Linked DNA regions of Homo sapiens: region 1 is linked to region 2. The links are chromatin loops, found by intact Hi-C in ENCODE. Cell type or tissue: endothelial cell of umbilical vein. All regions are shown on one strand. Each heading gives the region's core, and the rest is flanking DNA. Links, peaks and the distances in the headings are about the cores only. Region 1 has its middle 7.5 kb from the start of SCYGR5. Region 2 has its middle 10 kb from the start of DAW1.

The links. Hi-C counts contacts between places; a loop is a spot of excess contacts. Peaks named below come from ENCODE experiments on the same cell type or tissue, not always from the same donor. Only the 100,000 strongest peaks of a DNase experiment are listed, where the experiment ranks them.
Region 1: it touches region 2 in a loop (14-fold over the local background); 31 of 110 quality-filtered maps call a loop at or near these places.

What each region holds. Positions count from the first base shown.
Region 1 is chr2:227,653,732-227,664,918 of GRCh38, reverse strand. No RefSeq gene overlaps it. Among named protein-coding and RNA genes, the nearest start is that of SCYGR5, 7.5 kb to the left of the region's middle. In endothelial cell of umbilical vein, for the core only: a CTCF peak has its summit at 6,483 (motif pointing left); DNase peaks (open chromatin) are centred at 6,488 and 9,298.
Region 2 is chr2:227,855,843-227,867,029 of GRCh38, reverse strand. No RefSeq gene overlaps it. Among named protein-coding and RNA genes, the nearest start is that of DAW1, 10 kb to the left of the region's middle. RefSeq lists an enhancer at 6,104-6,603. In endothelial cell of umbilical vein, for the core only: a CTCF peak has its summit at 4,581 (motif pointing right); DNase peaks (open chromatin) are centred at 3,619, 4,219 and 4,609; H3K27ac peaks cover 1,440 bases.

The DNA.
Region 1 (11,187 bases), core at 2,100-10,099, 200 kb after region 2:
AAGAGATCCTGGTATCTTTCTTGGTGATATGTAAGAGTGAAGTTTCTTTTTTTTGTTTTTGTTTTTGTTTTTTGTTTTTTGTTTTGAGATGGAGTCTCACTCTATTGCCCAGGCTGGCATGCAATGGTGTGATTTCAGCTCACTGCAACCTCTGCCTCCCAGATTCAAGTGATTCTCCTGCCTCAGCCTCCCAAGTAGCTGGGATTACAAGTGTGTACCACCACACCCGGCTCTTTTTTTTTTTTTTTTTTTTTTTTTTTTTTGTATTTTTAGTAGAGACGGGGTTTCACCATGTTGGCCAGGCTGGTCTCGAACTCCTGATCTCAGGTGATTCACCGGCCTCGGCCTCCCAAAGTGCTGAGATTACAGACGTGAGCCTGGCTCAAGGACAGACTTTTGAAGAAATACAATTACTTAGAGAAGGATGAGCATGCACAGTGGTCTAAGGAGAGGACAGAAGGAAAAAGCAGGAAAACAGAAAGGGTTTGGCTGCCCAGGGAGGAGAATGTTTGAAGTGGGAAGAAGTGATCAGTAGTGGCCAATGAAAATGAGACATCAAGTAACAGGCTGTGGAATGTTTTCACTGCAGGTGCAAACATGGAGGTTATTTTTGATCTCAGCAAGAGATGTTTCTATTTAGGAGACAGGATACCTGCAGGTGAGATTTAAAATGAGAGGGAGGAGAGCAGGTAGAGACAGTTAACATAGAAAACTTGCTCAGGAGGTTTGTCTTTGATGAAGGAAGAGAGGTCAGACTGTCATTGAGGAGCGTTGCCGGGTCAAGAGAGGATTTTCTAAAATGGAAGATGTCAAATAAATTTTTAAATAAGGAGAGGCAATTTAAGTAAAAGAAGTGAAATATTTATTTTTTTAAACAAAAAAAAATGTAGTGCAAATGTGCTCAGAGGGGGAAGGAGCAGGAATTCCAGGTCCCGATGAAGGGACTGGCCCTAGTGAGAAGGAATGGCTGCCTCGTGTTACAGAGTGTGACATGGTGAGCGGAGGCAGATGGAGAGTAGTTTGCATGTTGCTGGGAGCTTGAGGGAGATGGCATCTGGTGACTTCCTTTTTCTCTATAAAGTAGGTTATAGTCTCTGGGAATGAAGGCAGAGTAGGGGAATTTGAGGACTGAGAAATACAGACACAGTGTAATATGGCCAAGATGGAGAGTAAGAACTAGCCAGCTGGGCACAGTGGCTCACACCTGTAATCCCAGCACTTTGGGAGGCCGAGGAGGGTAGATCACGAGGTCAGGAGATAGAGACCATCCTGGCTAACACAGTGAAACCTCGTCTCTACTAAAAATACAAAAAATTAGCTGGGTGTGGTGGCACGCACCCATAGTCCCAGCTACTTGGGAGGCTGAGGCAGGAGAATCACTTGAACCCAGGAGGTGGAGGCTGCAGTGAGCCAAGATTGCGCCACTGTACTCCAGCCTGGGTGACAGAATGTGACTCCGTCTCAAAATAATAATAATAACTAGCCAACTAGAGAAACCTCACAGGACTGCCTGATTAAATCCCACTTGAAGCTGGTGATTGTGAGCTTATGATGGAATTATTTTGCTGTATTGTGTGACTTTCTCTAGCAAGCAGATCAAAGATTTTTCCTGGGATTGTTTTTTTTTCATACAAATGTGACTGAAACACAGGGAGGCCATGGAGCTTTGGGCATTGGTGTGATTGCTGTAGAGGAAATAAGGGAAGTGAAGAAAGGACAGGCAGGGAGGTTGAGAGGAGAACAAGGATGTCCCGATAACACTGAAGAATGGTCCCGTGGAAGTAGATGATCGAGTAAGCAAGAAGGCGAGATCCCTGTAGACAGAGCCAGGTGACGCAGTTCCTTACATTGGAGGGAGGACAGGATGTGGCCACAAGAATGGGGAGCTGAGGTAGAGTGGAAAAGGAGTCTAGAAATGAGGGGATTGAGGAACAAAAAAGACAAGATGTATCACATGTGGATACTGAAAAGCTGCAAGATAATGGCAGGACCTAGGATGGAGAATTGATGCCAAAGGGTTTGATGACTGAGGAAGACGGACCAGGAAGTCAGTAGATGTCAGCGCCGAGGAGACAGTGCTCTAGCTGATTGAGTTTCAAATAGATTGACATTTTCATTTTCTCCCAAGGAGTTGGGAATAATTGTCTGGAGGCAGCAATGAGAAGCAAGGACAATATCAGTGACCACATCTAAGTTCCCAAGATCATAGCTAGAAAGTGATGATGCTGACATTTGAGCTCAAGAACCTGAAAAAGAGGCCGGGTGCAGTGGCTGATGCCTGCAATCCCAGTACTTTGGGAGGCTGAGGCAGGTGGGTTGCTTGAGCCCAGGAGTTCGACACCAGCTTGGGAATCATAATGAAACCCTGTCTCTACTACAAAAAATACAAAAATTAGCCAGGCATGGTGGCGTGTGCCTGTAGTCCCAGCTACTTGGGAAGCTGAGGTGGGAAGATTGCTTGAGCTTGAGGAAGTCAAGGCTGCAGTGAGCTGCGAGCTGTGAATGCACCACTGCACTCCAGCCTGTGCAACAGAGTAAGATCCTGTCCCCCCCCAACCCAAAAAAAAATCCTGAAAAGGCAGCATTATTACTCTCCTTGTTAGTTGTGGGGACTGGCTTCCAATCTCCTTTCTCCTTTAAGACCATCTACCTCCATGTCTGTATTTTTTCCTCTTCATCACCTCCTCTCTCTAAGGAGACTGTTATTCTGTTTATTCTGTGAGATTTATTTCTTCTGACTTTCTCCCACCAAATTCAGAGGACAGAAGTGCTAGAGCAGGCAAAGAGACAAGAAAAGGCAGAGGAATTTCAGCATCTCCAGGTCTCTGAAAAGCATGAGAGCATGAGGAAGAAAAGACTGGAATCTCAGTTCCAAGTTCACCCTTGGAGTTGTGCAACAACACGTGGTCAGACGAGATAGAAATATAATGGAAGAAAAAAGAGGGTGGGCTTTCTGGAGCACAGAAAATGGCTGACCCCAGTAAGGCTCCTAAGTGACTCCGCAGATAGTTATTTCATCATTCATTTGCACAGGAAAGACCCAGGAAACCTCAGAAGTATCCCACAAAAAAAGAGCATTTCCCCACTTTCTGTGAAGTCAAACTAGATGGGAAGCAGCCAGTGTCAATTCAACCACTGACAGATTTTTCTCCTTATCAGCATTGCTCTTTATGGGTATAATTCAGTTTCTAACTGTCATTGCCACCTACTCCATGTAAGCAAGAGTTTGGTTGATATAAATTGGAACAGTAATAACTTTACTTTAAGGAAGACAAGAATTCATCTAATGGGTCTCCAAGAAGGGCTATTTCACCTGGGTCCACTTTGTGCAGGGCAGAGCGGGTGGCAGCCAGTGTGGTGTGATCTGGAAGGTCATCCCACTAAAGCTGTCCCCCACTGGGCGCTGGATTCCACCCAAGGCCACTCACTCTCTCCTGATAAGCATCCAACCTTCCTTCAAAGTGACATTACCCAGAGGACTGGCTGATCGTGACTAGAGAGTAAGTGTAAATGCATTTATCAAGAGACATTTATTTCTCACTGGAGACAGGACTGCCATTTAAGAATATCAGAAGGCAGGTGTTTAACACATCAGTTGTTTAGCACATTACGTTTCTTTTCAGGCTTTCTTTTCTATCTAAGACCACACACACTCCACTCCCCACCCCCACTGCCTCGCAGTCAGCAGGAGAGGAGGGGCCTTGCGGCTCAGGGACAGACAATGCAACCCCGTGATGCTCAGTGGAGGAGGGGAAGGTAGGCCTTATGGAAGGTGTGTGAACTTCAAAATCTCATTTGAAAGATCCTGTACTTCATGTCTGTTGGCATCACCACCACCACCTTCTAGAGTCTCCTCCTTCCTTTATGGAAGAAACCTGGGATGATGTTGCCTGGATTCCCTTCCCTGTATGACTGTAGGTCAGTCTGACAATGAGAAACACTTCTGTGAAATTTGGAGAGTGGAAAATTAAAATGACCAGTATTCTCCAAGGCAGCTACCTTAATTACAGTCAAACCCAGTATAGAATTCCTTCTCAGAGAGGCCTTTGGATAAATATAAATACCCCTTACCTTAATAATATTTAAATTCAAACGCCCTGAAGCCTAGAAGGATATTCTCTAACATAACCAGAGTATATAAAAATAAAATACTGGCCAGGCATGGTGACTCACGCCTATAATCCCAGCACTTTGGGAGGCAGAGGCGGGCAGATCACCTGAGGTTAGGAGTTGGAGACCAGCCTGACCAACATGGAGAAACCCCATCTCTACTAAAAATACAAAATTAGCTGGGCGTAGTGGCGCATGCCTGTAATCCCAGCTACTCGGGAGGCTGAGACAGGAGAATCACTTGAACCTGGGAGGCGGATGTTTCAGTAAGCCGAGATCGCGCCATTGCACTCTAGCCTGGGCAACAAAGCAAAACTCCATCTCAAAAAAATAAAATAAAATAAAATAAAATAAAATAAAATAAAATAAAATACCATTACATTTAAAAGGCAAAAGATGTACACAATTTGAAGAGAAACCAGAGTATACAATATCATTATATTTAAACAATTACTAGAAAGTGTCAGATGTTGCACTTTTATTATCTTATTTTTTGAGACAGGGTGTCACTCTGTCATCCAGGCTGGAGTGCAATGGCACAATCATGGCTCTCTGCAGCCTCAACTTCCCAGGCTCAGGTGATCCTCCCACCTCAGCATAGGTGTAGTGTAGGTCTAGGTATAATCTTAGCCGTGTAGCTAGGACCACAGGCGCCCGCCACAACACCCGGCTACTTTTTGTATTTTTTCGTAGAGATGAGGTCTTGCCGTGTTGCCCAAGCTGGTCTTGAACTCATGGGCTTAAAAGATCCGCCTGCCCCGACCTCCCAAATTGCTAGGATTACAGGTGTGAGCTACCGCGCCTGGCCAGATATTGCACTTTTAAACCCAGAAGTGCAAGTGGAAATTTTTCTGTAAATGTATATAATGTTCACATTATCTGGGTACTGTTAGAACCATTTAATAAAAGATACCAGTTTTTACCATTTTAACATATTTAACATTATATATATATATAATGTGTTATGTATACTTATATATCAATATGTTGGTTCCATTTCTCTGGAGAACTCTGGCTGATAGAATAACCAATCTTATGTTCTATACTTTGAAAATATTAATTCATCCAGTATATGTTCACTGAGCACCTACAAAGTACTAGGGATATAGCAGACACTAAGATAGATAAAGTCCCTTCGGTTCTAGCTCTATTTTAGAGAGAAGAAGCAAACAAAAAAATAATTAAGCACATAACAGGTGGTGACAAAGCAAGGTACGAAAATAGAGAGTGACCCAAGGAGGCCCATTTTGGAGAGTGGTCTGGGAGGTCCTCTTTAATAAGGTGCTATTTAAGCACTCTGCACGCAGTGAGGAGGCAAGGCTGCAGATGCCTGGAGCAAGAGCGTCCTAACAGGTGGAACAGGAAGACCCGAGGCCCGAAGACCGAGTGCATTTGACTGGCCCGGGTATTGTCATTGCACATAGAACTGCAGGTAATAATATTTTGGTCCTACGGAAAGTACCCTGGACTGCAGTCCGGAGACAGGTCCTGTCACTACATAGCAGTCATTTTTCTCTTCCAGTTTTTAATTCCTTATGGAAAAGACGAAGAATCAGGACCAGGCAGGTGTTTCCTGTCCAAAATACCCAGAAGGCATTACTCCCACAGCGGTCCTGCCTTCCGCATCCTCCTCCCAGTGGTTTCCAATGTACAAACACAGGCTCTAAGGAATATTTTAATAAAGGAGTCTGTGTAACTTTAACTCAGTGTTTCCAGCTTTATTTGGTCTCAAACCCTATTTCTACTACTAACAAAACAGGAGTCACTGAAAACACGTTTAGAAAAGTGAGCTCAAATAGCAAATTTATCTCTAACATTCTCTGAATAATGGAAAATAAAATTGTACACCTCAATAGCCTCAGCTCTCCAGCTAATAAATATATATGAGTTTAAAATAAAAAGGCTGGGCGTGGTGGCTCACGCCTGTAACCCCAGCATTTTGGGAGGCCGAGGCGGGCGGATCACCTGAGGTCAGGAGTTCGAGACCAGCCTGGCCAACATGGTGAAACCCCATCTCTACCAAAAATATGAAATTAACCAGGAGTGGTGGTGCATGCCTGTAATCCCAGCTACTTGGTAGGCTGAGGCAAGAGAATCACTTGAACCCAGGAGGCAGAGGTTGCAGTGAGACGAGATTGTGCCATTACGCTCCAGCCTGGGCAAAAAGAGCGAAACTCCGTCTCAAAAAAATAAGTAAATAAAATAAAAAGACAGGAGAGAGAGCAAACTTTTAACTTCTTTTTAGCAGCAGAACCTTTTCTACCTACAAATGCCTACATGAAACATCTGGAAACAAAATATAAAACCTCGGTCTGGATTCAGTGTGAAGTCAACCTGCTGTCCATCGCAGTAGCTGTAATCACACTGCCCTCTAGTGTAACCCTCGGGGGAATTACAGCTAAAATGACTACAGAAATCTCTCTCAAACTTTCAGCCTGAGAGCTGGCCAGGACGGCTGTGAGCTACGCAGTGGTTCTCAAGGTGAGGTCCACAACCAGCAGCAGCAGCAGCAACACCTGGGAATTTGTTAGAAATAAAAAATTTTGGTTTCACACCTTCCCCACAAGTCCAACTGAGTCAATAACTGGGGATGAGCTTAGCCAAGCAGTCCTTAATCCCTCCAGATGAGGAACAAAATCATGGCTCAGCCCAGCACCCACAGGTAATTTTTTTTTTTTTTTAGACAGAGTCTCACTCCGTCACCCAGGCTGGAGTGCAGTGGCACGATATTGGCTCACTGCAACCTCCGCCTCCCGGGTTCGAGTGATTCTCCTGCCTCAGCCTCCTGAGTAGCTGGGACTACAGGCATGTACCCCCATGCCCAGCTAATTTTTATATTTTTTAGTAGAGACGGGGTTTCACTATGTTGGCCAGGCTGGTCTCGAAGTCCTGACCTTGGAATCCGCCTGCCTCGGTCTCCCAAAGTGCTGGGATTACAGGCGTGAGCCACTGCGCCCGGCCAGGGGTAGTAATTTTTTGTACCATGTTGTGTTCAATTAAGAACAAAAAAGCATACTCAGGGCAGCCTATTGAAAACCAAAAAGTTCATAAACAGAAGAGTTTCTATGCTTAGCATTTGTTCAGCAGTTTTCACTTGATGCTGTGCTTTCAGATTCAATAGGAGTTACATCCACCCCAACAATAAATACCACTAGACCCAATTTCATTGTACTACTGCCAGGAATAACAAAAGGTTCTAGAATAGACCTAGTCATCTTTTCTTTAAAAATTTCTGCGTGTGGGGGTAATGCTAGTTGTGAAAAACAGGTTTTGTATTGAGAAGTAGAGGTGAAAATTCTGTAAAACTAGCCTGTGTTTAACATATATACAGTTTGGTATTTCCAGCTCAAGTGTTTGTTCTGGCCAGACGTGCAGCAATTACGCTCTGTTCGTGACCGGGGAGACTGGAGAAAAGTACATGCGTGAATCAGTGCAATTTCCCCACAACTGCAAAAAAAAAAAAAAAAGTAACTTTCTTCCTTCCAGTCATCCTTCTTCCTTCTCCAAACGCTGCCTGAGCACTTAGGGTAGATGAAGCCTGTGTTAACAGAAAGCATGGATCCTGCCCAAGGTTCCCTTGGAGCATCAGCCTCCCACGCAAGAGACATCTTCATTTCTACCATGTTACACTTGTTCCCAAATATGATAACTTGATAAAGAAGAGAGACCTGTAAAAAAGACAGCAATGGTTACAAACATTTGAATCTCAGAGGGGAAAATCAATATAAAATAAATTACAAAATGAGTAATGACTAAACTATTTTAAAATGTATACTTTTTTTATGAAAATTGCAATTTTCTTAAAAAGGCAGGTCACCTAAAAGGGTTAAGCACCCCTTTATCATGTCTGCATTTCATATAGTATCTAGTTTTTAAAAATAACACTGTAGGCCAGGCGCGGTAGCTCACGCCTGTAATCCCAGCACTCTGGGAGGCCGAGGTGGGAGGTCAGGAGTTTGAGACCAGCCTGGTCAACATAGTGAAACCCCGCCTCTACTAAAAATACAAAAATTAGCCAGGCGTGGTGGCATGCACCTGTAATTCCAGCTACTTGGGAGGCTGAGACAGGAGAATCGCTTGAACCTGGGAGGCAGAGGTTGCAGTGAGGCGAGATCGCATCATTGCACTCCAGCCTGGGCGACAGAGCAAGACTCTGTCTCAAAACAAACAAACAAACAAATAAATAAATAAATAAATAAATAAATAAATAACACTGTAGTCCTTTATGTGAACATCTAAGTTTTCAAACAACCACCACACGGGGTGTAACTAACATTTATTACCTAGCTAAAGATAACAAAAACAAACTGGAAAATTTCACTCCATATGTAAATATAGATTCATCTGTCCTATTTGTATTTAACAAAAGTGAAAGTATTGATACATGGAAAATCAGAATACAGTAGATTTAAATGAAATATTTTAATTAAAGATTTAATCCCACATTTTGTGCAAATGATTAAAAATTCAAATTAGGTGTAGCACAATCTGTGTCAGCTTCCTAGGGTGGTTTTAATGACATACCATAAATACTGGTTGGATTAAAACAACGTGAGTTTATTGTCTCACAGTTTTGGAGGCTAGAAGTCTGAATTCAAGATGTCAACAGGGCCATGTACCCTCTGAAACCTATCGGGGAGAGCCCCTCCTTGCATCTTTCAGCTTCCGGTGTTTACCAGCAATTCTCGGTATTCCATGGCGTGTAGATCCATCATTCCAATCTCTGCCTTGGTCTTCACATGGCTGTCTTCTCACTGTCAGGTCTGTCTCTGTGTCTCTTTTCCCTTTCTTATAAGGACACCAAGTCATTGGATTAAGAACACACCCTACTCCACCATGACTTTATCATAACCTAACTAATTACATCTACAACAACCCTATTTTCAAATAAATTAACATTCTGAGATGCTGGGGATTAGGACTTCAACGTGTCTTTCTGGGGGACACAAGCAACCCATAATAGTCTTCCCCTTTGCCCCAAAATTCATCTTTCCCACATGCAAAATATATCCACCCCTTCCAAATATTCCCAAAAGTCTTAACCATTCCAGTATCAACTCTAAGTCCAAAATTTCATCTAAAGGTCATGAACTCAAAGTCCCAAATGTTGTCATCTACATCACTGATGGCTGAGACTCAGAGTATGAATCACCCTGGGGCAAACTCTTCTTCATCCATGAACCCGTGAAGTCAGACAATGAGTCATCTGCTTACACAATACAATATCTAGGCATAGGACAGACATTTTCATTCCAAAAGGGAGAAATTGGAAAGAAAAAAGGGGTCATGGGTCCCAAGCAAGTCTGAAACCTAGGAAGGCAAGTTCCATTAGATTTCAAGGCCTGATACCTTCTGAGACTGAAGAAAACTTACAATTAAAAAAAAAAAAAGACTTCAAGGCCTGAGCATAATCCTCTATGGCCTGATGATCTTTTACACCCATATGGTGGTTGTTTAAAAACTTAGATGTTCTCATAAAAGACTACAATGTTTTTGTTTGTTTGTTTTTGTGATGGAGTTTCACTCTTGTCACCCAGGCTGGAGTGCAATGGCGTGATCTCAGCTCACTGCAACCTCTGCATCCCGGGTTCAAGCGATTCTCCTGTCTCAGCAACCTGAGTAGCTGGGATTACAGGTGCCCGCCACCACGTCTGGCTAATTTCTGTATTTTTAGTACAAATGGGGTTTCACCATGTTGGCTAGACTGGTCTCGAACTGGTCAGGAGTTCGAGACTGGCCTCTGCATCCAGCACTCCAGGCTTTAAGTCATTCTTGTTAATTTTATGGTCTCTTTCAGTCCAGAATGGCAATGTTTCTCCTGGTATAAAATTCTCAAAAACGTTGTCAGCCTCCCAAGAAATTCATGGTGATCTAAGCCATCAGACAAGAGGGCCCTGCACAGATCTTTCCTGAACAACTACATCTCTATTCTTGGCTTCTGATGAGATAAATGATTGGATCCATGAGCCACACACCTCATTTATTTAGCAAACACTTGTTGAGCCATACTTTTGACATTTCTATAGTATACTATTTGGACAGGTGGAGAATTTTCCAAATCAGGTACTGCTTCCTTTTTGCTTAGCAGTTCCTTCTTTAATTTATCTCTTTCTTCTCACATTTTATTACAAGCAACAAGGAGACAACAGGCTTCCCCTTTGCACACTTTGCTTGGGATTCTCCTCAGCTAAATATCCAAGTGCATCATCACTTACAAGTTCTGCTTTCCTTCCAACACCACGACATAATACAGCCAAGTTCTCTGCTGCTTTATAACACAGATCAATCACCTTTCCTTCAGTGTCCAATAAATGCTACCCCTTTCCATCTGAGACCTCACCAGAAACACCTTGTAATGTGCATAATTCTAGAAACATTCTGTACATGGTGGTACACGTATTCTCTAAGACAATAGAAGCTTTCTTTGTAGCTCTCCTCTCTTCCTTTTGAGCCTTCATCAGAATTGTCTTTCCCCCAGCCCACCCCCACTCCGCCAGGCAGAGTCTTGCTCTGTCGCCCAGGCTGGAGTACAGTGGCATGATCTCGGCTCACTGCAACCTCTGCCTCCTAGGTTCAGGCAATTCTCCTGCCTCAGCCTTCTGAGTGGCTGGGATTACAGGCACGCACCACCACGCCCAACTAATTTTTGTATTTTTAGTAGAGATGGGATTTCACCATGTTGGCCAGGCTGGTCTCGAACTCCTGACCTCATGATCCACCTGCCTCAGCCTCCCAACGTGCTGGGATTACAGGCATAAGCCACTGCACCCGGCCCAGAATTGCCTTTAATGTCTGTATTTCTACCAACAATTTCAGACATGTGAATCTAGGCTTTTTCTATGAAGTGCTTCAAAACACTTCTAGCCTCTACCCATCACAGAATTCCAAAGGCACTTCCACACTTTTACATATTTGGTATAGCCCCGCCCTACTTTTCAGTACCAAAATTGCTATCAGCAATTCATTGAGCCTTGTGATTTCCTGGGTGATAGAGAAACAGGCCATTGAAACGAGTCCCTAGTCCTAGCTCATGGCATCCAAATAGCAAGATCAGTGACATAGACTATTCAATGTGAA
Region 2 (11,187 bases), core at 1,051-9,050:
CGGGAAGAAGCTGGAATTTTCTACATAATTGGGTTTCAGATGCTCCAATGCACTGAGAGAGGACAGTGGACATCAGGCTGAGGGAAGAATCAGAAGGTACCTGGGAGGATGGGAGTTGGGGAGGGAGGTAGTCTCTAAAATCAAAATATGTATGGTGGCTCTGGTGGCTCACGCCTGTAATCACAGTGCTTTGGGAGGCCAAGGCAGGAAGACTGCCTGAGCTCAGGAGTTTGAGACCAGCCTGGGCAACAGGGAAAAACCCCATCTCTACAAAATGTACAAAAATTAGCCCAGTGTGGTGGCACTCACCTGTAGTCCAAGCCACTCAGGAGGCTGAGGTGGGAGGATGGCTTGAGCCTAGGAGGCGGTGGTTCAGTGAGCTGAGATCACACCACTGCACTCCAGCCTGGGTGACAGAGCCAGAACCTGTCTCAAAATATATATATATATATATGGATGTAGTATATCTATACATATATATATTTATATTTATAGAGAGAGAGAGAGAAAGAGGAGGAGGAGGAGAAGGAAGAAGGAGTCAGTCCGGGGGATCCAGATTCTGTATTTTTGAGGCTGGGCAAGGTAAGGGAGGAGTAGGGCTTCCGGCTGCGGCTGGGCTTGGTGGATTCCATTTGGCTCAGCTTCTCCTGGAGAAAACCAACTTCAGTGAGATGACTGCATCACTGGTGTTGGAGCCTCACTGAGAGCAGCAGATAAAAAGAGAGATGCAATCCTCTCCTAGAAAGAGAAGGCACAGATGCTCAGAGCCAGGCAGGAGCAGTCTGCTGTGCACAGGGTTTAAAGGTGACCTCATCACAGCAGGCCCCAGAGCGGAGGAACGGCATCAGGGTGGGGGCATGTGGACCAGACATCGCCATTTACCCTCTTCCTCTGCCTGCCTCCATCCCCACAGCAGGACTCAAAAGCATCTGATCTTACCTGGGACTTGAAAACTAACAGGGCCAGGGCCACTAATTGTATCATTCAATAAATGTGTATAAAGGACCTGCTAGTACCAGGCATGCTGCTGTTATAGATCTAATTCTGAAAAATATTGCAAGGGAGTTATTCACAGAAAGAATCAGACTTCGGGTGAGTTTGAAATGATTGTAGGTTGCCAGGTGAGGTGGCTCACGCCTGTGATCCCATCACTTTGGGAGGCCGAGGCGGTGGACCACCTGAGGTCAGGAGTTTGAGACCAGCCTGACCAACGTGGTGGAACCCTGTCTCTACCAAAAGTATAAAATTAGCCGGGCATGATGGCACCTGCCTGTAATCCCAGCTACTTGGGAGGCTGAGGCAGGAGAATCGCTTGAACCAAGGAGGCGGAGGTTGCAGTAAGCTGAGATCATGCCATTGTACTCCAGCATGGGTGACAAGAGCGAAACTCCATCTAAAAAAACAAAACAAAAAAGAAGAAAGGAAGAAATGATTGTAGGTTAGTGGGAGAGAGACCTCTAGGTGTGACCAAATTTACATTCACTGATGGGTCAATGCCAGTACATGGCAGGCTGATAAACAGCTGGCACAGCTGATAAACAGCTTTGCCACTGAGTCATTAGAGCAGAATGCCTGACTTGAAGCCTACCGTTTTCTAGACATGCGATCTTGGGCAAGGTCCATCACCTCTCTGGGCTTTAGTTTCCTCCTCAAAAAGCTAGAAATGATCATCGTATCCAATTCATAGAGTTGTCACTATGAGCCTGATTCACTTGAAACATTCTGTAAGAATTAGGGACGGTGATGATAATAATAAGCATTATTATGCTAAATTTGTTTGAAACTGAGGAAAGGGCATGTACATATCATTTCCATTTCAATTGATGATCTAGGTCAACAATTGCTCCAACTGCAATTTGGAATCTTTTGTGTGATCCTTGACAAGTATACCTTGCTAATTATATCAATTAGTGTTAGTACAGTTGGCTTAAACATTAAAATTAGTTTATATTTTTAAAATCATAACTACTTTCTCTGTGGACCCAAATAGATTTACTTTCTTAAATAAATGGCCTAGAGGATCTGGAAGGGAAGAATGGATTCTATACCTTCCCAAGCTAGAGACAGTCCAGAGAAGAACGATACAGGTGCAGAAAGACCAGGGATATCTGGAACATGAACCAGAGACCCTGGGGTGGGCATAATGCCACCCTTTGTGACTGGCACACCATAGGTCCTTGATTAGTGAGTGATTTTCATTATGATTTGGAAGAGGAAGTCATTGATTATGTGCAGAACTAGAGGGCAGGGCTAAGAGAGTTGGATTCATGGAGGCAGATGTTGGCTCCCTATAAAGAACTCCATTGCCAGTTTGTCCAGTAATGGATGAATAGACTAAGCTGTGTCCAAAAGTATGAGAATTTCCCAGCACTGGAAATGTTCTAGCTGAGGCAGTTTGACCGGTTGCCAAGATGATTGTAAAACATAATACTAAGTCGGCTGAGAGACAGGACTAGATAAAATTTTCCTTTCGTTTCTATGGTTCCATGATCTTGTGCTCGCTGTGTGTCTGTGTGTTTTCACAAAAAGATAAATGTGGAAAGGTATGAAACAGTGGGTTGCTCGTTGGAAGACAGAAGTTCCAATCCTGCCCTTTCATTGATGACCTTTAAGCAAATCGTTTGCCCTTCTAATCCTCAGTTACTCAACTGCAAATGATTTTCGCTCATTCCATTCAGCACTCAGGCACCACGACTCACTTATTCCTGCTCTAGCTTTGATTCTTGTCATTCTGCCACCCAGTAAGCCTCCCACGTCAGCTGTTCTAAAGCCTCACCCAGTGAAGAACACCTTGTCCACATGCTCAATTTGATTTTCTGCAACAGTATGTGCTGGATGTGGAGTTCACATCACACACTCCAAAATGTCCCTACCGTACAATGCCTGCCTCCAATCCCTATGCCAACAACTGCATCTGGCCACTCTCAAGTAAACTCGCGGGACCCTAGTGATGGTTCATTCATTCATGTTGAAAACTCCATTCTATTCGGTGTTACTTGTCTGATTTTTCTTCCTCTTACAGGGTTTACTCTAAACTCCTGAAGGATCTGATACAATAGCCCTTTGCGGATTAATGGAGAAAAGGTCTGAAATTATTAGCCTTGGTTGTCATTGGTTCTATGCTCCCACTTGCATTATAATGCCCTCCTCAGCTTGTCAGGGTGCCTCCTACCACCTTCACTGCAGCAACTTGCTGAAATGTCACTGCACCCTGTTTCAGCCCCCAGAGGACAGTCTGCTGTGTGCCACTTCTGGAGTCTCTCCTCTTGGCCCTGGGTCCCTTAAAGAACCTGTAGTTCTTGGTGACTTCCATGCCCCACTCTGGGGTCCAGTGAACTTCTAAATACCTAAACTTGCCAGTTTGACAGATAAATTAGTCATCTCTCTCCAGCCTGCATCAGGCTGCCATTTCCACTCAATGCCCACTCCTTTCTGCAATGCATGAAAGCTGCTTTGTGAGGCTTGCTGGATTTCCAGGATCACCTCAAAGAAGCTCGGCGTCATTTATCTCTCTTCTTGGATCCCAAAATTCCAAAGAAGTTCTCTCCTGCCCTCCTACCTCCAACTGTGACTAATTGTCTCCCTCCTTCTCCCTTCTACCCAGTTAAATGAGTCATTCTCTAAATATGCTGATGGTAGTGGTGCTGGGGATTGACTGGAATCAGATCACTGGTGCCCTCTGCCTTGCCTGAGAAAAAGGCCCTGGCTAGGCTTGTGAATTTCATGCAAACAGGTAAAGACATCCTGCCATGCTTTATATGGTGCCACTGCTAGCACAAGCCATGACTTTGGGCAGATTAGGGAAAGGCATCAGCTCTGGGTTAGAGGGTGTTCCTTCACACTGCCAGGACCTCCAGGCCTAATGGGGGCATTCCCGCAGCCAGAAAACCCAAGCTGAGCAAGGGCCAGCCTTTGCCCCACTCACTGGCAGGGCTTTGGGAGCTATCCAGACTTCTCAGTGGGCCACCCAGCCCTGGACACGTGCCCAGGGGGCAGCTGATCATTGTAGGCTCCCCCTAGACTAGCCCTGCTCACAAAAAGCCTTCACCTCTCCACACTCCCTCATGAGCTTATACTCTCCTCTAGTGTACTTGGTTGCAAGTTGCTTTTCAATGAAAATGAAGTGAGGGAAAGATGGTGCAATGTGTAATTACATCAGACCTGCCAAGAGTCAGACTTTTGATGTTGCTGATGAGTTCGTCCTCTTTAGGGAGGCCTGATGGCCTGCCCGGAAAGGACACAAATGTGAGTCAGAGGAGCTTGACGTTTGAATGCCAGTTCTTCCACTTACTAGCAGATCCCTTTTAGAACCTCGATTTGCTCAAATCAAAACGGGGATAATAATACTATCTGCCTCATGGGGCTATTGTATAAAACAAATGATGTAAATATATACAGTGGGCTGTATACCCAATTTCTAGGCACCTAAAATCTTTTTTCGTTGAACATTATCGTAACGGAATTAACCACTTCTATAACTAAATTGTTTAACTCTGGAATACGTGTTGATATGCAAAATATGTCTAACCATCTATTCCAAATAAAATACCACATCGAGGGATTGTTGCAATTAGGTCAAGGTTATTTATCTGCTAAATAGCTCACTGCCAGTAGGGGGCAGAAGTGTACACCTGTTTTATAAGAGCATTTACATTCTTTCCGTAGGTCAATAATAACTTAATTGTATATTTTAAAATAACTTAAATAATGTAATTGGGTTTTTTGTAACTCAAAAGATAAATGCTTCAGGGGATGGATAACCCATTCTCCATGATGTGCTTTTTTTTTCCAATCCTCAGAGACATCTGAAATGTGCTTATTTCACATTGCATGCTGTGTCAAAATATCTCATGTACCCTATCAATATATATACCTACTATGTACCCACAAAAATTTTTACAAATAATAAAAATAAAACTTTTTATAATAAAATAAACAATAAATACAACAAAATATTCAGAAAAGGAAGGAAGGAAGGAAGAAATGAAGGAAGGAAGGGAGGGAAGGAGGAAGGGAGCCCAGAGCCTAGGCCAGACAAAAGAGCCTAAGTATTGAGCAAACTCTTTCCTTTTAGCTACCTAAAACTTATCTTTGAAATAACTTGGCCGGGCGCGGTGGCTCACGCCTGTAACCCCAGCATTTTGGGAGGTAGAGGCAGGCAGATCACTTGAGATCAGGAGTTTGAGACCAGCCTGAGCAACATGGTGAAACCCCATGTCTACTAAAAATACAAAAATTAGCTGGGTGTGGTGGTGGGCGCCTATAATCCCAGCTACTTGGGAGACTGAGGCAGGAACATCGCTTGAACCTGGGAGGCAAGAGGTAGCAGTGAGCCAAGATTGCACGCCACTGTACTCCAGCCTGAGTGACAGAGTGAGACTCCGAGAAAGAGAGAGAGAGAGAGAGAACTCCTTGCCATGACACCAAACATGCTAGCAATGGTAACAATGATAATAATTAACATTTATTGAATGCATACTTTGTACCAGGCTCTGGGTTAATTGTATCACCCAAATCATCTGCTTCAATCTTCACAAAAACTATGCAGTAAGGACCATTGTTCCCATTTTACAGATGACAAATTGAGGCTTTGAGAGAAGAGCACAGCTTGATACGCCCTCTCTGTTTAAGGCCATTTTGAAATAGTTCTTTATTTAGCCAATTTTACTTGCCTTGGTCTAAATTTCTTACTTTTTCAATTATTTTCTTATTTCCTTTTGCAAATACAGAACTGTTTATACTACTGCTTCTCTGAGGTGCGTCTGTGCCAACTCAACACCACACAGTCCCTGCAGGACTTACCGTAACAAATTCCAAGATGATAATAGCTTGAATGTGTCTCAGCCAGGATTTTGGCTTTGTGTGTGTCAACTGAACTGAATATGTGCTTGCTGAAAAGTGACATTTTAAAGCAGAAAGGGAAAGATCAGCTTGTTCTTATTTCTTGTTTTCAATGGAAATATATACAGGAAATACTTAAAATGATAAAAACTTTTAAAGCCTATGGTTTTATGCTTGTTACTGCCTCTGTTAACTTTGTTCCCAGGACATAAATCTCACAGACTGCCCAGCATCTCAAAAGAGCAACAGTAGTAGGTAATGGGGGGAAGGTGTAGCTGCGCAAACCTTGGCTACTCTCCCAAAGGGGGATTCCAGATCCTCTCCACCTCCTCTTTCTTTCTCAGACTGTTGGCACTCCCTTTTGTCTTGAAGCTCCTTTCGCTTTTTCCTGCCTTTCTGTCTTTTTTCTTTCTCTCTTATGTTTTAGTTCCATGTTTCTGTCTCCAACTCTGCCTTTGTAGCAGCTCCTTTTCCTAAACCATCTCTTTCTTCTTCAAAGCCCACCTGAACAATCCCTTTCCCCTTTTCCTCATATTTTATCAGTTAAGTCCTTTTATTTCCAAAACTCTGACATGGCCACATTGGCAGCTTTGGTTGGCTCATTCAGTTCTGTTTCATTTCCCTGCCAGTGGGCCTAGTGCCTGCTGGAGACCGCAGACAGCTTCAGGGCCCAGGTTCCACGTGTGGCCTGATTCCCATCAAGCAGGCAACACCCAGGTGATGCCCGTGCCATCTGGGAAGCAGAAGCAGCATTGGCAGGTAGAGTCAGGGCTGCCGCAGGCAAGCTCAGCCCGGTCATCATGGGGGTAGTCTGTTTCCTTCTGCAGCAGCTCTAACAGAGCTCTCCACAGCTGGGCTCTAGCATCATGGATGGTGACAAGACAAGTGCAGGCCATTCAGAATGCCAGCGAGATTGTGGCCCACAGCCATCAGCTGTGTGCTGGTGTCCCAGTTCCCTATTCCCTGATCATAGCAGAGTCAGCCACAGGCCTAGTGAACAGTTCTGCAGTGTTGCTTTGGCAGACCCACCTGAAAATTCTGCTCAGAATCTGTTCTCGCCCACTAATGATTTGGAAAACGTACTTCCCGTTTCGATCACTTTAGTTAAAACTACCACTGAGTCCTACCCAATCATTAATTAGTAAAAGAAGTGATTAGAGACTGGGCTCAGTGGGTCATCTCTGTAATCCCAGCACTTTAGGAGGCCAAGGCAGGTGGATCACCTGAGGTCAGGAGTTCAAGACCAGCCTGACCAACATGCCGAAACTAAAAATGCGAAAATTAGCCAGGTGTGGTGGCATGTGCCTGTAATCCAAGCTACTCAGAAGGCTGAAGCAGGAGAATCACTTGAACCCAGGAGGCGGCGGCTGCAGTGAGCCGAGATCGTGCCACTGCAATCCAGCCTGAGTTACAGAATGAGAGAATGAGACCCTGTCTCAAAAAAATAAATAAATAAATAAATAAATCCACACTGGCTGTCAGTCAGCCTCCTCCCCACCAACCCCAGTTTATGCTCAATGGGCTCATTAATAAAGTAGTGTAAGAGGCTGGAATAAAGGTAAGACATGGCCCATAGAGGATTCCTTGTCACCAAGGCTGGCCTATCTATTGCCACTGGGCTGGCTTGCCAATTGCACTGCTACGCATCCAAATTGCCTGCAGCAGCAATCAACCTTGAAGCCCATTCTTTTACCATCCCTGGAGAGCCAGGCTGACACCCACCAGAAGGTTGATTGTGTTGGAACTGCTCATCACAAAGGGGACAAAAAATTGCCCACAGTGAAAAAGACTTATGCTAGATAAGAATTTTCCATATCTGGCCGGGCGCAGTGGTTCACATCTGTAATCCTAGCACTTTGGGAAGCCAAGAGGGGCAGATCACGAGGTCAGGAGATTGAGACCATCCTGGCTAACATGGAGAAACCCCGTCTCTACTAAAAATACAAAAAATTAGCCAGGCATGGTGGCAGGCGCCTGTAGTCCCAGCTACTTGGGAGGCTGAGGCAGGAGAATGGTGTGAACCTGGGAGGCGGAGCTTGCAGTGAGCCGAGATCATGCCACTGCACTCCAGCCTGGGCAACAGAGTGAGACTCCGTCTCAAATAAAAGAATTTTCCTTATCTGCCTGCTATGCTCCCTCCTGCAACACAATCTGCCTTGTCCATCATCCTGGTATCCAAACAATATTGTTTCTCACAAGAATCAAGGCAGTCAAATGGTTCTCTTCTCTTGCCACATACCTTGCCTGAGCAACTGGCCTATAGAACACTCAGCTCCAGGGCCGAGTGGAAAAGCAACACTTGGCCGGGTGCGGTGGCTCACACCTGTAATCCCAGCACTTTGGAAGGCTGAGGCGGGTGGTTTACTTAAGGTCAGGAGTTCGAGACCAGCCTGATCAACATCGCGAAACCCCATCTCTACAAAAACACAAAAATTAGCTGGGCATATTGGTGCACATCTGTCATCCCAGCTACTCTGGAGGCTGAGGAAGGAGAATTGCATGAACCCAGGAGGCAGAGGGTGCAGTGAGCTGAGGCCGCGCCAATGCGCTCCAGCCTGGGTGACAGAGCCGAGACTCCATCTCAAAAAAAAAAGAAAAGCAATATTTGTTAGGTTGGGGTGTGTTGTTCTTGATGTGGTTTTTTTGCTGTGAACCAGCACCCGACCATCTTGGGTGCTGTCTCTCCTATGGTCAGAACACGTTGTTCTGGATGCCAATGGTGGGAATGTGAGTGGCATCTCTTCACATTCCACCCAGTAATTTACTCAAAAAAGTCTGATCATGATCTATTCGACTGTGATTCTGCTTGTTCAGACGTCTGAGATCGTAAGAACAAAATTATTCCACCATTAGACACACCCGTGTTCCCGTAACTAAAAGCTACCCTTTGGCCATTTCAGGTTCCTTTTGTCCCTGAATAAACAATCCAAAAAAAAAGCAGGGGAGGGATTTACCACATTGACTGGGAAGAGTAGACTGATTATCAAGGGGAAATGGAGTTCCTGTTAAATCATACAGTTGATGGGAGAATATTCCTCAAACCCAGAAATCTTGTCATGTCAGGTGGTAAAAGTCAGTGGAAGACCATGGGAACCAACATGACAAGGACCTTCCTAGGGTTCATGCCATTCACAAAGGAAGGTTTGGATGACCCCCCCCTAAATAAACACCCTAGCCTGCTGAAGGCAAAGAGATCACAGAATTGGCAGTGGAGGAGGAAATAGACACAATAAATACCAAATAAACTTCATGATCAGTTGCGGAAATGAACACTGTTCATCGTTATAGCAAACTTATTTCTTCTTTCCACGCTGTGTCTTATTTTTTTCTCTCTCCCATTTTTCTACTATTGAGACAGCCAGGTGGGAGAGGGTCCCCAGAGAATCTCCAGCCTCTCCAACCGGCCTGAACACTGGGAGGAGCCACACAAGTTCATGGTATTTGCAACAGGGAGGAGCCTGGCCTGTCCTCTTCCTGTGTGGAAACTGGGATTCGAATGGCTGAGCAGGAAGTCCTCTAACGGGGACCCTGGCCTAGCTGAGAGTTCCTGTTTCCATCTTTTCTAACTTTTTTACCCAGTAAAACCCTGGGTTGTTGTTTTTTTTTTTTTTTTTTTTTTTGAGACAGAGTCTCGCTCTGTCACCCAGGCTGGAGTGTAATGGTGCAATCTTGGCTCACTGCAACCTCCACCTCCCAAGTTCAAGTGATTATCCTGCCTCAGCCTCCCGAGTAGCTGGGATTGCAGGCACCCATCCTCATGCCCAGCTAATTTTTGTATTTTTAGTAGAGATACAGACAGTCTATTGGCCAGGCTGGTCTTGAACTCCTGTCCTCAGGTTATCTGCCCACCTCAGCCTCCCAAAGTGCTGGGATTACAGGCGTGAGCCACCGCGCCCAGCCATAAAACCCTGTCTTACCATTCAAATTGTCGGCGAGCCTAAATTTTCATGGCTGTGGGACGAAGAACCCCATCTTCAGCTGAATTAAGGAAAAGTCCTGCAACACGATTTTACATGAGGCTTTTTGGTGGGTGTTAACTTCATAATTTTGTCCATAGGTTATAGTAAAACCATACAGGACTGTGGTTAAACTAAAGAAAGAAGGACTAAACCCCAGAGATGAACGCTGCAACTGATGACATTTGCGGTCCCTGCTTTGGGAAAAAAGTATTCTCATTTGCATGAGGGATGGTTTTATTGCCATCAAGAGAGCATTTTTTTGTTGCTATTGTGGTTTGAAAGTTTAAGTGTGGGAAGATGGGGACACATGGGTGTCAAGTGGTCAAAGCTTTGGTCTATGGCAAGAATTGGACTTTGGCTCCATCAGCTCCATCCCAACCCCCATGGACTTGGCTCCACTGCAAGCTGGAGGCTGAGAAACCAAAGACTACATTTCTGAGGCATCCTTCCAGCTCAAGTTTTTTATGTGACCTTCCCACCCAAGTCCTCTCTGAGCTGTGAGAAAGAATGGGAGCAGGGTGTTTAAACCCAAATCTGAGCTATGTTCTTAGCTGTGATGAAAAGTTCAAGAGTGTTAGGAGGCCGTGAGTGGTGGCTCAAGTGTGTAATCCCAGCACTCTGGGAGGCCGAGGCGAGCAGATCACCTGAGGTCAGGAGTTTGAGACCAGCCTGACCAACATGGTAAAAGCCCATCTCTACTAAAAATACAAAAAAAAAAAAAAAAAAAAGAAGTGTTAGGATCAGAATGGTGGGAGTTCCAATTCCTACTCTGCTACCTAATCCCTATGAGAATGTGGACAATTTACTGACCTTCTCAGAGCCAAGCCTCAGTACTCCATGTGTAAAATGTTTATCTGTAGCTAGAAGAATTATCCCAAGAAATAGGTGTAAACCACCTTGTAAAGTACCTGGCACAAATCATGAAATGTCATTTCCCTATCCCTTAACAATTGATGATCTCTGTGGCAGTCAGACAACTGGCCATATCTTTTTCAGGGATACAATGAGTAAAAAGTGTGCAACATTACAGGAATGATAAAAAAAGAATTTCTATTATCTAGCAGGGCACAAAGCCAGGGAAAATCTCATCCTAACTGGGGTCTGATTTCTTTTTGCAGGTAGAAAGTTATCGGGGTAAAACCTCCTTTAGAATACAGGGCCAATATCATATTAAAACTTCTGGACTATATCACTGTTTAAACGTATGGTTAAATGTACCTGAACATAGTTTACAGGTAACAGAACTGTGTTCATATGCAGCCTCCTGCTTCCACTACTACCTTGATTTATTTCTTTCTTGAAGCAGGAAGTGCTATTGCCTACAGGGATTTTTTATTTTTTTGTATTCAAGTTAATGTTCCTAAAATATGTTGTTACATGCTCTCCA